5 separate regions of the Homo sapiens genome follow, and regions 2, 3, 4 and 5 are each linked to region 1. The links are chromatin contacts, found by Hi-C or POLR2A ChIA-PET in ENCODE. All regions are on one chromosome and are shown on one strand. The core of a region is the stretch at or near the end of the contact, and the rest is flanking DNA. Distances in the headings are between cores, read along the strand shown.

Region 1 (2,893 bases), core at 184-2,683:
AAACTGCTGGAGACCCGCCCGATGCAGAGGCTCATGTTTGTAATCCCAGAGCTTCTGGAGGCCAGGGTGGGAGGCTTGCTTGAGACCAGGAGTTTGAGGTCAACCTAAGCATCATAGTGAGACCCTGTCTCTCCAAAATTAAAAATACAAAAGTTAGCCACATGTGGTGATGCGTGCCTGTAGTCCCAGCTACCTGGGAGGCTGAGACAGGAGGATTACTTGAGCCCTGAAGATTGAGGCTGTAGTGAGCCATGATTGCACCAATGCACTGCAGCCTGGGCCACAGAGCAAGACCGTTTCTTTCTTTCTTTCTTTCTTTTTTGAGGCGGCGTTTCACTCTTGTTATCCAGGCTGGAGTGCAATGGCGCGGTCTTGGCTCACTGCAACCTCTGCCTCCTGGGTCAAGCGATTCTCCTGCCTCAGCCTCCAAAGTAGCTGGGATTACAGGCACCTGTCACCACGCTCGGCTAATTTTTGTATTTTTAATAGAGACGGGTTTCACCTTGTTGGCCAGGCTGGTCTCAAACTCCTGACCTCAGGTGATCCGCCCGCCTCGGCCTCCCAAAGTGCTGGGATTACAGGCGTGAGTCACCGCGCCCGTCTCAAGACCCTGTTTCTGAAATAAATAAAAAGAGGAAAGAAGAGAAAATGCTGCTGGAAGGAGTAGGGCCTGAGTTAGGGGGAACCGCACACACCCCCTGGAGGAACTTGAAACCCTCAGTCCGGTGACCCGTTTGTGGGAGGACGTTGGTTGGACGGGGAGGGTCGCGCGCACAGGCCTGGGAGTCACAGACGCCTGACTCACTGCGAGCCTCGGGCAACTCTGTTCCTCGCCTGTAAAATGAGAGTGAAATTTGCGTCACCACGTGGGGCTCTTTGCAGGCAACGCTCGTTAAAGGCCAGCTGGTACTATTATGTTGATTACCCCCATCATTACCGTTAGTAACCAATTAATTAGTGTTGTTGCGTCCTCTCCGCGCCCGATCGCGTCTCTCTAGGCCGGGGAGTCAGCGGACCCCGAGGCCAGCTCGGGCTCAGACCTCCCCCCAACCCCAAATCCAGAGCCCGTCCCACTCGCTCCACCCCGGCCCGCAGTGGGCTGTCCAGCTCCGGGTGGACTGGGGTGGTGCGGGCCTGGAGGCCGGGTCTGGGTGGGAGCCGGCGGTGCCCTCTGGTCCATTTCCTTCCCCAGTCTATGGGGGTGCCGGCCACTCCTGCGGCGCGCTCGGGGTTCGCCCTCATACCCGGCGGGCGCTAGGACCGCGTGGGCGCCCGTCGTAGAGGCGGAACGAGCCCTGCGGCCACGCCCCTCTCCTCTCTCCTTGGCGATTGGCTGCGGTTCCCCGGGGCGCGGCTCCGATTGGCTCAGGCACCGGAACCTCCCCGCCCTGCCCCGCCCGGCGCAGTCGCCCGGCTCTGGGGCCCGGCGGCTGCAGAGTCGAGCGTGGGGCGGACGCGGCGGACGTGGGTGAGGGCGCGGCCGTAAGAGAGCGGGACGCGGGGTGCCCGGCGCGTGGTGGGGGTCCCCGGCGCCTGCCCCCACGGCACCCAAGAAGGCCTGGCCAGGGTACCCTCCGCGGAGCCCGGGGGTGGGGGGCGCGGGCCCGGCGCCGCGATGGGCCCGGGACCCCCAGCGGCCGGAGCGGCGCCGTCCCCGCGGCCGCTGTCCCTGGTGGCGCGGCTGAGCTACGCCGTGGGCCACTTCCTCAACGACCTGTGCGCGTCCATGTGGTTCACCTACCTGCTGCTCTACCTGCACTCGGTGCGCGCCTACAGCTCCCGCGGCGCGGGGCTGCTGCTGCTGCTGGGCCAGGTGGCCGACGGGCTGTGCACACCGCTCGTGGGCTACGAGGCCGACCGCGCCGCCAGCTGCTGCGCCCGCTACGGCCCGCGCAAGGCCTGGCACCTGGTCGGTAAGCGTCCCGGCCCCGCCACCTGTCGGGCAGCCCCTCCGAGACTCCGCGACCCGGGCGCCTCCTCCCTCTGACTCACCACCCGCCGTCTGCCTGCCTCAGGATCGGAGTCTCCCCTCGGTCTGTCTGTCCCGTGGCCCGAGCTTCCCTGCACTGTCTGTCCACGGCCTTAACCTCCCCTATGTATCTGTCTGCCCTATGAGCTGAGTTTTCACCCCTCTGTCTGTCCCCTGGCCCGAACCTCCCCTGTCTGTCTGTCTGTGCCCATGGCCTGAGCTTCCTCCATCAGTCCCACCACCCAGCCCCCTCTCTCTGCCTGCCTGGGACCTAAGTCTCCCCTGTTTGTCTGCCCCATGAGCTGAGTTTTCACCCCTCTGGCTGTTCCGTGGCCTGAGCCTCCCCCGTCTGTCTGACTACCCAGTGGCCCCTCTGTGGTGTCACTCCTGAGCCTCCCCTGCCTGTCCCACCATCCAGCATCCCCCGTCTTTCTGCCCCATGGCCTGAGCCTCCCCCGTCTGACTGTGCTGTGCCTCCCCCATCTGTCTGACTGTGCAGTGCCTCCCCCATCTGTCCAACTGTGCAGGGCTTCTCTATCTGCCTGAGCCATGAGCCTCCCCCATCTGTCTGTTTAACTGCCCCGTATCCCCTCTGTCTGTCCCTTGGTCCAGCCTCCCCTGTCTGCCTCAGAGCTGCTGTCTGACCTGCGGGGCCCTCACCATCTGACTACATGACTTTCTAGTGGGAATGCCTTTGTTTGTCTGAGCCCCCGGGCCACCCTGAACCCTCTGGAGGGTTGGTGGTGACTGCTCAGCGCCTCCTTTGTCAGTCTGTCTAGCCTGAGCTCGTCTATTAGGGTGACCAACTGGGACAGCTATGGCTGAGGGACAGTCAGGCCCCCTAGAGCCTCCTCTCTCTCTGTGTGTTCTGCCAGGGCAACCTGGTGCGTCAGCAGTTTGAGGGTGCTGCTCCGGGAGTTGAGA
Region 2 (2,893 bases), core at 206-2,705, 910 kb before region 1:
TCCAGTTCCCCGAGTCCCAGTGACCCCGTGAACAGAGCCCCGAGCCCCATTCCCCCACCCCCAGCCCCTCACTCAGAGGTCCCAGCTTCCCTTAGCCTTGACCCTCAACCTTCCCCCCTGACTGCCTCCTCCAACCCTGGACCCCTAGCACATGGCCCTCGGCCCCCCAGCCCCTCAAAACTGGGCTTCTCCAGGACCCACAAGGGAGTGCTTCAGCCCCCATATCTGACCCCAAATCTCAAGTTCCGCAGTTCTGCTCAAACTTGAACCTTGAGCCCTCAGGCCTGGGATCCCCAGGCCCTCAGGTGAGGGTCCCTCAGGTCCCAGACCCTCCCAGACACCCTGCGCACGGCTCCCTGAGGCACCCTGGACACCCCCAGACACACGAGGCGTGGCTCCCTCTGGGCCAGGGCAACCCCAGATCCCCATGGTGCAGCTCCCTCAGGCACAGAAGCCCCAGACCCCCAGAGCGCAGCTTCCTCAGGCCCAGGACCCCCAGACCATTGGCGCCGCAGCTCCTTCAGGCCCTGGACACCCCCCAGATCCCCACGGCGCAGCTCCCTCAGGTCCAGGACCGCCATTCCCCCAGAGTGAGAATTTATCAGGCCCCAGACCCCCAGGGCACCGCTTCCTCGGGCCCGGGACCCCCAGACCGTCGGCGCGCGGCTCTTTCAGGCCCCAAACACCCCCAAACCCCCAAGGTGCGACTCCCTCGGGCCCAGGATACCCCCAGACTCCCAGGGAGCGACTCTCTGAGCCCCAAAACCCTCATACACCAAGGGCGAGAGTCTCTCAGGCCGCAGACACCCTCAGAACCCCTAGGCGCGGCCCCCTGAGGCCCAGGGCCCCCAGACCCCGGGGCGCGGCTCCTGCAGGGCTTGGACACCCCCAGAACCCCAGGACGCAGCTCCCTGAGGCCGAGGACCCCCAGACCCCGGGAGGGGCTCCTGCAGGCCCAGACGGCGGGTCCTGCAGGATCCGAACACCACCAGACCACAAGAACGCGGCTCCCTGCAGCCCAGGACCCCCAGGCCCCGAGGGCGGGGCTCCCTGAGGCCCAGGATCCCTAGACCCCGGGGCGCGGCTCCGGCAGGCCCCGGACAACCCCAGACCCCTAGGGCGCAGCTCCCTGCGGCCCAGGACCCCCAGACCCCCAGGGCGGGGCCGCTGCGGGTCTCGGACACCCCCAGACCCCATGAACCCCAGACCCCCGGGGCGCAGCTCCTTCAGGCCCAGGACAACCCCGGCCCTCCAGTGCCCGCCTCCGGCCCGGGGCCCCCGCTGCCCCCCCCCCCCCCCCCACCGGCCCCATCTCCCGCGCGGCCTCACCCTGGCAGGCCAGTGAGGGTAGCCCTTCATCTTAGCGAACACCAAGTCCCCGGGCTTGAAGGCGTGTGGCATGCTGACGGCGAGAGGCCCAGGCCGCGGAAAGCGGCTGCAGCGGCGGTAGCGGCTGCGGCGGCGGCGGCGGCGGCAGCGGGAGGCGAAGCCGGGGGCGGGAGCGGGACGCCGAGGGGGCGGGGGAGGCTGTCTGGGCAGCCTGCCGACGCGCGCTTATTGGGCGTTGCGCCAACGGAAGTTCAGCCCTCCGGCCGTCACGGGCCGGCAAAGCCGTCGATCAGGACCACGTGCAGGGGACAGAGAAGGGAGGCGACCAATAAGAACAGAGGTTGGAGCACAGCAGTTAACGGGATTGGATAACGGACAGACCCAAGGGGCGTAACCCAGAGACTCTAATGGGAGGTTATGGGAGGTGAAAGGGAAAGGTGGGAGGAGACGAACAGACGCTCTAAGGGAGTGAAGGGGTGGAGCTTAAGGGAAAGAGGCAGGACATAGACCTCCACAAGAGAAGGGGATATAAGGAGGGCAGAACATTGGATACCGCAGAAAAGAAGGCCAATCACTTAACGCAATGGGCGGGTCATTGACAGCCTCTCCCGCTCAGGAGGAGAGGCTTAAAGTAGATATGCAAGCCATTGGATACCACAAGAGAAGCGCCTCAAGGTAGGGAGCAGGCATTGGCCATCACAAGAGGCGGGGCTTCAGCGGGAACGTCGGCCATTGGCTATCGAAAGAAGAGCGATACAACATAAAACAGGGACGGGCGATTGCCAGCTCGAGGAGGCGGGACTTAGAGGAAGGGGCAGGCTCCGGGGGAGCTCTTAGTATAAACAGCCACAAAATGCACAAAATAGTTATTTCTTCACTTAGTTAAAAACTTAACTGAGTACCTACTATATGCCAGGGCCCCAAAACGCCACACAGACCTATTCATTCATTCAAGAAAAATGTACTGAATACCGTGGGGCCGAGTCACTTGATTGTCCTGGGCTTCGCTCTCTGCACTTGGAAGATGGGGCCCATAATGATTGTGAGGACCCTGCTCTAGACTGAGCCCGGCAACAGGAAATACAGGAAGTATTAGAAGCTATAACTCGGCCGGACGCGATGGCTCACGGCTGTAACCCCGGCACTTTGAGAGGACGAAGCGGGCGGATCACGAGGTCAGGAGTTTGAGACCAAGCCTGGCCAACATGGTGAAACCCCGTCTCTACTAAAAATACAAAAATTAGCTGGGCGTGGTGGCACGCACCTATACCAGCTACTCAGGAAGCTGAGGCAGGAGAATCACTCGAACCCAGGAGCGGGGGGTTGCAGTAAGCCGAGATCGCGCCACTGCACTCCAGACTGGGTGACAGAGCAGAAAAAAAAAAGCTATAACTCTACCTTCCGGCAGGGCGTGGTGGCTCACGCCTGTAATCCCAGCACTTTGGGAGGCCGAGGTGGGTGGATCACGAGGTCAGGAGATCGAGACCATCCTGGCTAACATAGTGAAACCCCGTCTCGACTAAAAATACAAAAAAAATAGCTAGGCGTGGTGGCAGGCGCCTGT
Region 3 (2,893 bases), core at 141-2,640, 740 kb after region 1:
AAAATTAGCCAGGCGGGGTGGCGTGCACCTGTAATCCCAGCTACTTGGGAGGCTGAGGCAGGAGAATCACTTGAACCCACGAGGTGGATGCAGTGAGCCGAGATCGTGCAACTGCACTCCAGCCTGGGCAATAGGGCGAGACTGTCTCAAGAAAAAAAAAAGAAGAAGAAAAAGAAACCAACCTGTTTGGGTAGGGGAGAGTTCAGGGAGGTTGGGGTTGCTAGAGCAGCAGAAAGGTCAGCTGCCTCCCTCATTCCTCAACATGGGTGGTGGGTATAAACAGAATAGACCCTTGCAGCTGCGCGGTGGCTCACGCCTGTAATCCCAGCACTTTGGGAGGCTGAGGCGGGTGGATCACCTGAGGTGGGAGTTCGAGACCAGCCTGGCCAACATGGTGAAACCCCGTCTCTACTAAAAATGCAAAAATTAGCCGGGCGTGGTGGCATACGCCTGTAATCCCAGCTACTTGGGAGGCTGAGGCAGGACAATGGCTTGAACCCGGGAGGCGGAGGTTGCAGTGAGCCGAGATCATGCCATTGCACTCCAGACTCCGTCTCAAAAAAAAAAAAAAAAGGACCCTTGCTGTCTTATCACCAGGACAGCGGTGCTAACGTATAAGTGAGGTCTCTCCCTCAGGGCGCTGTGGACACTGGAGCCTGGGTCATTCTCTGGGCTGGGCAGGGTGCTGAGTTGCATCCCTGGCCTCCACCTACTCCATGCCAGGAACTGCCCCCAGTTATGACAACCACAGACGTCCCCAGACATCGCCCGGTGTCCCCTGGAGGGCAGGACCGCCCCTCGCTCAGACCCTCTGATGTGGCCTCACTGCAGTGCGAGCGTGGCAGCCCCTCTCTGCCTTTAGGGTAGAGTCAATGCGTCTTCTCCCTCTCCTTGCAGGCTGGGCCTCGGAAAGCTTATGCGTCTCTCACCCAGGGGCGTTTTCACAGGGCAAGGGCAGACCGTGCCATCCTGGGCGTTGGGGCCCTGGGCGAGCTGCCGGCTCCCGACCCTCCCGTGGGGACCCTATCGCGACAGGGTCATGCCCCGGCCACCCGGCCCCGCCAGACCCAGCCCCACCAGAGCCCCGGCAGGCCCGGCACGGAGGTCGCGGCGCGGGAGGCGGCGGCACTTACGGCTGAGCTGCCGGGAGCCGCGCGCGCCGGCCCAGGTGGGCGCAGGTGACCATCGGGGCGCGCGCTGAGGCGCCAGACAGGGCCCCCGAGGCGGGAGCGCCCCGTGCAGGCCGGCCGGCCTCCCCTGCGTGTCCCTGGGACGCCTCCTCCGCTCGGCTCCTCGGCGCTCGGAGCGGACGCCCCCCGCAGGCGCCCCTCAGGAACTCGCCGCAGCCGCCGCCACCAACCCCGACGCGCGCAGAGGTAAACTCGGCACTGCGCCTGCGCACCCCGAACCTGCGAACTACAAGTCCCAGCAGGCCCCGCAGCGCGGCGCTGGGCTCCTGACTCTCCAACCTGGGTCACAGCGCCGCCTCCGGGCGGGCGGCGTCTCCGCAGGACCACGATGCCCCTGCGGCTGTTGGATCCACCCCGTGTGGTTCGCTGGAGTCCCCGGGTGTTGTGGGGTTCGCGGAGCCAATCCTCAAATCCCAGCTCCGTCGTTTCCCGGCGGCTTGCCATTGGATATTAATAACTACTATTATTTATTAAGCAAGTTATATAAACGTATAATGTATTACATACTTATTAAAATGATTGCTTAAGTAATTGTTGTTTGTTTTTGAGACTGAGTTTCGCTCTTGTCGCCCAGGCTGGAGTGCAATGGCATGATCTCAGGTCACTGAAACCTCCGCCCCCTCGGGTTCAAGCGATTATCCTGCCTCAGTCTCCCAAGTAGCTGGGATTACGGGCGTGCACAACCACACTCGGCTAATTTTTTATATTTTTGGTAGCGACGCGGTTTCACCATGTTGGCCAGGCTGGTCTCGAACTCCTGACTTCCAGTGATCTGCCCGCCTTGGCCTCCCAAAGTGCTGGGATTACAGGCGTGAGCCACCACGCCCAGCCAAATTAAATTATTGTTTAAATATTTATTTAATATTCTACTGATTGTTATTTATGAGAAATTAAAATAGTAAAACTACTATAATTAATATACTGTTGTAGGATACAACAAATTCCTCTTCAAAGGTTTTAGCCTGTAAATTGTTAAGTACAATCAGTTATGAGCTCCTCTCCAAAGAACCAATGTTTCCGTATATTCAGCTCCCCTGTTCTTTTTTTTTTTTTTTTTGAGATGGAGTCTCGCTCTGTCGCCCAGGCTGGAGTGCAGCGGCGCGATCTCGGCTCACTGCAAGCTCCGCCTCCCAGGTTCACGCCATTCTCCTGCCTCAGCCTCCCAAGCAGCTGGGACCACAGGCGCCCGCCACCACGCCCGGCTAATTTTTTTGTATTTTTAGTAGAGACGGAGTTTCACCGTGTTAGCCAGGATGGTCTCGATCTCCTGACCTCGTGATCCGCCTGCCTCAGCCTCCCAAAGTGCTGGGATTACAGGCGTGAGCCACCGCGCCCGGCCACCTATTCTTTGTTCTTCATTTTAAACTTTAACTTCCTCGTTCTTTTCGTTTCCTTGCCCCTAGTTTCAGTAAACAACCCCTCCTAGCCCCTATCACCTGCTCTGACCTTAGTCACCCTTGGTCACCTGCTCTGACCTTAGTCATCCTTGGTCACCTGCTCTGACCTTAGTCATCCTTGTCACCTGCTCTGACCTTAGTCATCCTTGGTCACCTGCTCTGACCTTAGTCATCCTTGGTCACCTGCTCTGACCTTAGTCATCCTTGTCACCTGCTCTGACCTTAGTTATCCTTGGTCACCTGCTCTGTTCTTAGTCACCCTTGTCACCTGCTCTGACCTTAGTTATCCTTGGTCACCTGCTCTGT
Region 4 (2,893 bases), core at 246-2,745, 690 kb before region 1:
AGGAGTCCCAACTCCCCAGCAATTCTGTAGAGGGTAAACCAGGACTCTGTTAGCTCAGCCTCCCAATCACGATACTACATCCGTTTCCTACAGAGTCATCTCCCTGGATCTGAATCCTGAGGAGCTGAAACCTGCAGGGCTCAGTTTACTCCTCTGTGAAATGCGCACACTGTCCTCTGTCTCCAAGAGTCTTTGCACGCATTCCTTGAGGCAAGGGGGATAAAGTGCTCTTTGCAGTGTCTGGCACCCAGTAGGTGCTCCAAACACAAAGTGCTTTATTTTCCAGTGGTGCAGTGGAGGTATCTGTCATAATCCATACTCACACTCCCTTTGTATCCCAGGGCTCCTGTTTCCCAGGAGTTCCTACAGCAAGCCTGAGACTGCTCTCCTAGAAAGACCTGCGTGGGGCCGGGCGCGGTGGCTCACGCCTGTAATTCCAGCACTTTGGGAGTATGAGGTGGGTGGAATGCCTGAGATCAAGAGTTCAAAACCACCCTGGGCAACATGGTGAAATCTCATCTCTACTAAAATACAAAAAAAATTAACCAGGCATGGTGGCGGGCGCCTGCAGTCCCAGCTACTCAGGAGGCTGAGGCAGGAGAATCGCTTGAACCCAGGAGGCAGAAGCTGCAGTGAGCCAAGAACGTGCCACTGCACTCCAGCCTGGGAAGCAAGCGCAAAACTCCATCTCAAAAAACCAAAAAACAGAAGTGTGCCAACAGTATAGTTTATACTGAACCTCTGCTTTTCTTCTGGGAGTCTGGAATCTTGGCCACTGTCAGGCAGAGGTTATCTGCATGACCAGACCCCAGTAAAATCTTGGCCACTGTAAGGCAGAGGTTATCTGCATGACCAGACCCCAGTAAAAAAAACAAAACACACACACACACACACACACACACACACACACACACACACACACACACACACACACACACACACACACACACACACACACACACACACACACACACACACACACACACACACACGCGCCACCCCACCCCACCCCACCCAAAGTACACGATTGGTTACAGTCCCCAAGTGGGGCGGGGCTTCTCAGAGCCACGCCCCTCAAGAAGAGGGCAAAACACGGCCGCCAGCATTTAAGGAAGCCCCGCCCCCAGAAAAAAAACCCTATCTGGTGGTGATTGGGTAAAAGCCCAAGCCACGCCCCGCAGGTGACTAACTACACCCCAGCCCAGAAGGGAGACTTAGCGAAGGCCCACCCCCCCGACGGAAGGCGATGGGGAGGAGTCTAGGGAGGAGTCTGGGAAGCCCCATCTCGCGGAAGGCCGCTGGGAAAGAAGGGTTCCAAAGAAGAGATCTCAGGAAGCTCCTCCCTCTCCCGGAGTTCCGGGATGTCCTGCTCCGATTGAAAAGCCCCAGTCGCCCAACACTTACGTTTAATACTTTTCGCTCCGACATCTTTGCCTTCTGATCACCTCGCAAGCACCTGAGAAATGGTTAGGCTGGGTAATTATCGAGCTTTTCCGACGGAAGCCTTACTTCCGCAAACGTCACTTCCTTCGGCCGCTATTATTGGCTGCAGCATACACAGCAGACCTCTTTCATTGGTTCCAATCCCCGCCTATCAAGCTGGAAGTCCCAGCGTCTTCCCTCCGGAGTTGCAACCTGAGTAGCGCGAAATAAGGATTCCGGGAGCCATGTGGAATTGGAGAATTTTGTATAGTGCGCTGCGCCCCCTAGAAGCGGGCAGCGGCTCGTTAAAATTTTGTAACGTGACCTCTTGTTCTTCATTCTTTTATTCAGCAAATATGTATTATGCGCCTGCCTTGTATTCTGGGCTCTGGGAATCCACACATCGTTCCTGGGCCCGCAACTCTCACATGGGGTTGGGGCCACACATAGGGTGACTTAAGAGGACCCTGGACGACTCTTGAGTCACAGACATTGACTTAAAGATCAGGCTCCAAACCAACTTCCTAAACATACGCAGTGTCTCCCAAATGTCCCTCCATTGCCCACCTGTGCCTTCCCCTTAACGAGGACTTCCCATCCCATTCCTTCCCCAGCCTCCTTCCCCAGCCTCCTCCCCACCTTTCATGGACGTTTCCTCTGTGTCAGATTGTTCCAGGAAAGGGGTCCGGATCCAGACCCCAGGAGAGGGTTCTTGGATCTCGTGCAAGAAGGAATTCAGGGCGAGTCCACAGTGCAAAGCAAAAACAAGTTTATTTAGAAAGTAGATGAATAAAAGAATGGCTACTTCACAGACAAAGCAGCCCCAAGGGCTGGTGGTTGCCCATGTTTATGGTGATTTATTGATGATATGCTAAACAAGGGGTGGATTATTCATACCTCCCTTTTTTAGACCATATAGGGTAACTTCTTGATGTTGCTGTGGCAATTGTTTGTTTATTTATTTATCTTTTGAGGAGTCTTGCTCTGTTGCCCAGGCTGACGGGCAGTGGTGCGATCTTGGCTCACTGCAACCTCTGCCTCCAGTGGTGCGATCTTGGCTCACTGCAACCTCCACCTCAGGATTCAAGTGATTCTCCTGTCTCAACCTCCCGAGTAGCTGGGATTACAGGCACGCACCACCACACCTGCCTAATTTTTGTAGTTTTAGTAGAGATGGGGTTTCACCATTTTGGCCAGGCAGGTCTCGAACTCCTGACCTCAGGTGATCTGCTCGCCTCTGCCTCCCAAAGTGCTGGGATTACAGGCATGAGCCACTGCACCTGGCCAAAAATCAACTCCATCTTAAAATTAACAAGGCACATTCGCTGCCAGTCACGAGCCAGGGTCATAAGATGTTTACAATTGAGAAAACGTCTTACAAATGCCTAGGAGGACACACTACTACAACAATGGAAGGTCCAGATGTCCTGATATTGCATAGCAATGTATGCTTTTAAGATCGTTATAGTCG
Region 5 (2,893 bases), core at 266-2,765, 520 kb after region 1:
GCCTTATTTGAAGATTCTATTATTAATCTTGTGTTCCAGACAAGGAAACCCAAGCAGAGTAAACGTGCCTGGCACTGAGCCGTTGTCACTCTGGGACTTCTCCCCCAGCCGCCCAGTTCTTACTCAGGGAGAGGCTGGAGTTCCTGAGCCCCTCAGCCAATCCTAGTGCCTCCTACCACGGGCTCCCAGGCCCTGACTCCTGCTGGTCAGAACCCACTGTGACTTCAGGACCCATGCGAAAGTAGGCACAGGGGCCTTCTAACCCTAGGGGGTATCTACCTCCCCGACACTTCACAGCTGGGGGATGTTCCCAGATCCACACAGCAAAGCTAGGGGTCAGAGCCCAAGGCTCACTCTGTCACAGGAAAGGGCTTAAGGCTGCCCCATCTTTCTTCTGTCCACTTAGGGTTAGGGTAATCTAAAGGCACTGCTCAAATGAGGCAACTCCTATGCATTCTGCAAAACCCTAGCTTAAATACCGAAACCCAACATCTTTTTGTTTTGTTTTGTTTTTGTTTTTGTTTTTGAGACAGAGTCTCACTCTGTTGTCCAGGCTAGAGTGCAGTGGCGCGAACTCGGCTCACTGCAACCTCTGCATCCCAGGTTCAAGCAATTCTCCTGCCTCAGTCTCCTGAGTAGCTGGGACTACAGGAGCGTGCCACCATGTCCGGCTAATTTTTGTATTTTTAGTAAAGACCGGGTTTCACTATGTTGGCCAGGCTGGTCTCGAACTCCTGGCCTCAGGTGATCCGCCTGCCTCGGCCTCCTGAAGTGCTGGGATTACGGGCGTGAGCCACCACGCCCTGCCCCAACATCTATTAAATACTACCACCCAACATCTAGAAAGCTATCCCAACTTCCCAATGGGGGCGCTAAATCCTGGCTGAGCCTGCCCCCACTCCCACCCCCAGCTCTGATCCTCCCTAACCCCAACCCCGACCACAGGGGTTCTGAGAGAGCTGGGCTGTCTCCCCCTCCTCCCAAACTTGGGAGCCCCTCCTTGAGTTTCCACCAAGGTCAGCCCTGGCTGCTCCCAGGCAGAACAGCACGGAGTATGGGTTTCATGAAAGTTTTGTCCAGCAATCTCACTGTGCATCTGGGTAAACTGAGGCTCAAAGAGAGGCCCTGGAGGTTCTAGGGAGATGGCTCCTCATGTTCCTGGGTGGAAGGAAATGTGTGTGTGATTTTTCCGGGGGGCACACCGCCAAGCGTGGCGGGGAGCTGAGGCTCAGAGGTCACCCGCGAGCCCGGGGCCAGCGGGAGGGGACAGGCCTGGCTGGTGGCCCGGCAGTTCGGCTGGAGGGGGCGGTAGGCAGAGGTTGGCGGTGTCGGAAGCCAAAGGCTTGGCCTCCCCGAGGGAGCCGCTTTCCCGGCCCGGGTCGGATCAATGGGCTGTAATTATACCGCGCCGGGCCGGGAGCCGGCAGGGAGGGAGCGGGAGCTGGCGGGAGGGAGGCGACGGGCGGGAGAGCGCGGGCCGGAGAGGTACCCACGTTACTTTGATTGACAGCCTGGGCGGGAGCCGCGCGGGAGCTTCTGGGAATCGTAGTCTTTTTCTGAAAACCCGTGCTCTCCTCCAGCTTCCACGCTCGGGGAAACTGAGGCACAAGGCCCAGCACCACCCCCCTCCACCCCTGACTACCTATAGGCCCATCCCCCCCACCTGGGGGTAAAACTGAGACCGTTCCTGGAGCCCCCAGGCTCGGGTAAGAGCTTCAGCTCTTCGCCGGGCGTCCAGCGTGACTTAACTACTCTTTGCTTCAGTTTACCTATCTGTGAAATAGGGAGAAAGATGCAACCTCTGCTCCGCCAGCTAGCTGGTAGCATATTGCACGAGGGTCCCTTGTTTTGAAGGGGAGATAGGCCAGGCTTGGGGGTGACTCGCTTTCCCCTGTTTCTGGATAATAATGGAGCCTTAGCCCCCCCTCCTCCAATCCGGTCGAGCTCGGGCGTCCACTAGGGTCTCAGATTCTCCTAGGGAGGGGGGCCACACTCGCCAAACCCCGCCGGGAGCGCCGAGCTGCCTTCCGATTGGCCCTACTGATCCCAGTGCCTCCTGCCATTGGTTGCTGGTCTCCTAATCCCCATTGGCCAGTTTCCTATGTGACGTCACTGACCCATGTGGGAGCGTCGCGAGCGGATTGGCTGGCGCCCCCAGCCAACCACCGCGGAGAAAGGAATTTCCACAGTAGCTGGGGCGGCCAGGCTGATTTAAGGTGGTCTGAGCAATCCGGGGTCCCAGCGCAGCTTCTCAGCTTTTTCCCTTTTTTTTTTTTCCGTAAACCCACATCCACAACGTAAAACCCTAGCCAGGAACCAGGGGCTGAGCCTCTCTGTAATGGGAAGGGGGAGATCGGCGGCTGAGCTCCTTTTCCCCTCTGGCAGCTTCTTCCCTGATGGTGCAGCTGGGGAAACTGAGGCGCAAAGAGGGGGTCCGTGAAGTCCCGCGTGGCAAATGAAGTCGCTGGGGACTCTACCCACGTTGGAACACGCCTGGCAGGTTGCTTCCCTGCTTCCTGCTCTGGCCGGATGTGGTATTTTGGGGAGTTATGGAGTCACAGGCGGCCAAGGGTTCCCCAGTATGCACACAGTTGCTGGCAGCAGAGTCTCCCCAAATTCCACCCGCTGCTCCCAAAGTTGGGGATGTTGCTGCCCAGAGCAAAAACTCCTCCTTCCTGGCGGATCACACACTAAGGGATGGGGTGTGTTCCTGTGTGCGTGTGTGGTCTTGTGGCTTCTCGGGCAATCCACAAATCTGTATTTACCCTCCCCGGTGCAGTGTGCCTGTTAGAGGGATCTGAAGACTGCTGGGTAAAGATCCCCTGCTCTAGGGAGCCTCAGCTCACTCACCGGGCAATGCCCCTGTTCCTCGCCCGGCTCTGCCTTCATCCTT

The links. Hi-C counts contacts between places; a loop is a spot of excess contacts on that map. ChIA-PET counts read pairs that join two places held with the same protein, here RNA polymerase II (POLR2A). Pooled maps may share reads with other maps.
Region 2: a loop to region 1 is called in a map of naive thymus-derived CD4-positive, alpha-beta T cell, with 5 times the contacts of the local background. The contact joins the promoter of HDGFL2 here to the promoter of MFSD12 in region 1. A Hi-C loop is called at or near these places in 1 of 168 maps with a recorded cell type or tissue (naive thymus-derived CD4-positive, alpha-beta T cell), 1 of 37 single-sample maps with no recorded cell type and 6 of 50 pooled maps. POLR2A ChIA-PET finds 5 or more read pairs at or near these places in 1 of 52 experiments (HepG2).
Region 3: a pooled map shows a loop between it and region 1 (4-fold over the local background). The contact joins the promoter of ZNF554 here to the promoter of MFSD12 in region 1. A Hi-C loop is called at or near these places in 1 of 50 pooled maps. POLR2A ChIA-PET finds 5 or more read pairs at or near these places in 2 of 52 experiments (HCT116 and MCF 10A).
Region 4: a pooled map shows a loop between it and region 1 (12-fold over the local background). The contact joins the promoter of YJU2 here to the promoter of MFSD12 in region 1. A Hi-C loop is called at or near these places in 2 of 37 single-sample maps with no recorded cell type and 9 of 50 pooled maps. POLR2A ChIA-PET finds 5 or more read pairs at or near these places in 2 of 52 experiments (CD4-positive, alpha-beta memory T cell and activated CD8-positive, alpha-beta T cell).
Region 5: a map with no recorded cell type shows a loop between it and region 1 (7-fold over the local background). The contact joins the enhancer-like site here to the promoter of MFSD12 in region 1. A Hi-C loop is called at or near these places in 1 of 37 single-sample maps with no recorded cell type and 5 of 50 pooled maps. POLR2A ChIA-PET finds 5 or more read pairs at or near these places in 1 of 52 experiments (HepG2).

The regions. Positions count from the first base shown.
Region 1 is chr19:3,556,126-3,559,018 of GRCh38, reverse strand. MFSD12 (major facilitator superfamily domain containing 12) reads left to right here and starts at 1,433. Exons shown (of 10, transcript NM_174983.5): 1 at 1,433-1,913. The coding sequence starts at 1,616. RefSeq lists an enhancer at 594-888 and silencers at 998-1,547, 1,588-1,657, 1,838-2,007.
Region 2 is chr19:4,470,859-4,473,751 of GRCh38, reverse strand. It overlaps HDGFL2 (HDGF like 2), which reads right to left and starts at 1,455. Exons shown (of 16, transcript NM_001001520.3): 1 at 1,330-1,455. The coding sequence starts at 1,401. RefSeq lists silencers at 1,260-1,319, 1,350-1,529 and enhancers at 2,030-2,379, 2,640-2,809.
Region 3 is chr19:2,818,365-2,821,257 of GRCh38, reverse strand. ZNF554 (zinc finger protein 554) reads right to left here and starts at 1,390. Exons shown (of 5, transcript NM_001102651.2): 1 at 1,134-1,390. The coding sequence starts at 1,186. RefSeq lists an enhancer at 286-979 and a silencer at 912-1,351.
Region 4 is chr19:4,245,682-4,248,574 of GRCh38, reverse strand. YJU2 (YJU2 splicing factor homolog) reads right to left here and starts at 1,495. Exons shown (of 8, transcript NM_018074.6): 1 at 1,405-1,495. The coding sequence starts at 1,428. RefSeq lists enhancers at 1,336-1,425, 1,766-1,905, 1,664-2,435.
Region 5 is chr19:3,034,918-3,037,810 of GRCh38, reverse strand. It overlaps a transcript of TLE2 not described here. Among named protein-coding and RNA genes, the nearest start is that of TLE2, 7.1 kb to the right of the region's middle. RefSeq lists silencers at 1,311-1,370, 2,031-2,200 and an enhancer at 2,341-2,540. Within about 2 kb of position 1,515, at least 38 of the 41 ENCODE cell types and tissues checked have a DNase peak (open chromatin) inside an H3K27ac peak, as active enhancers do.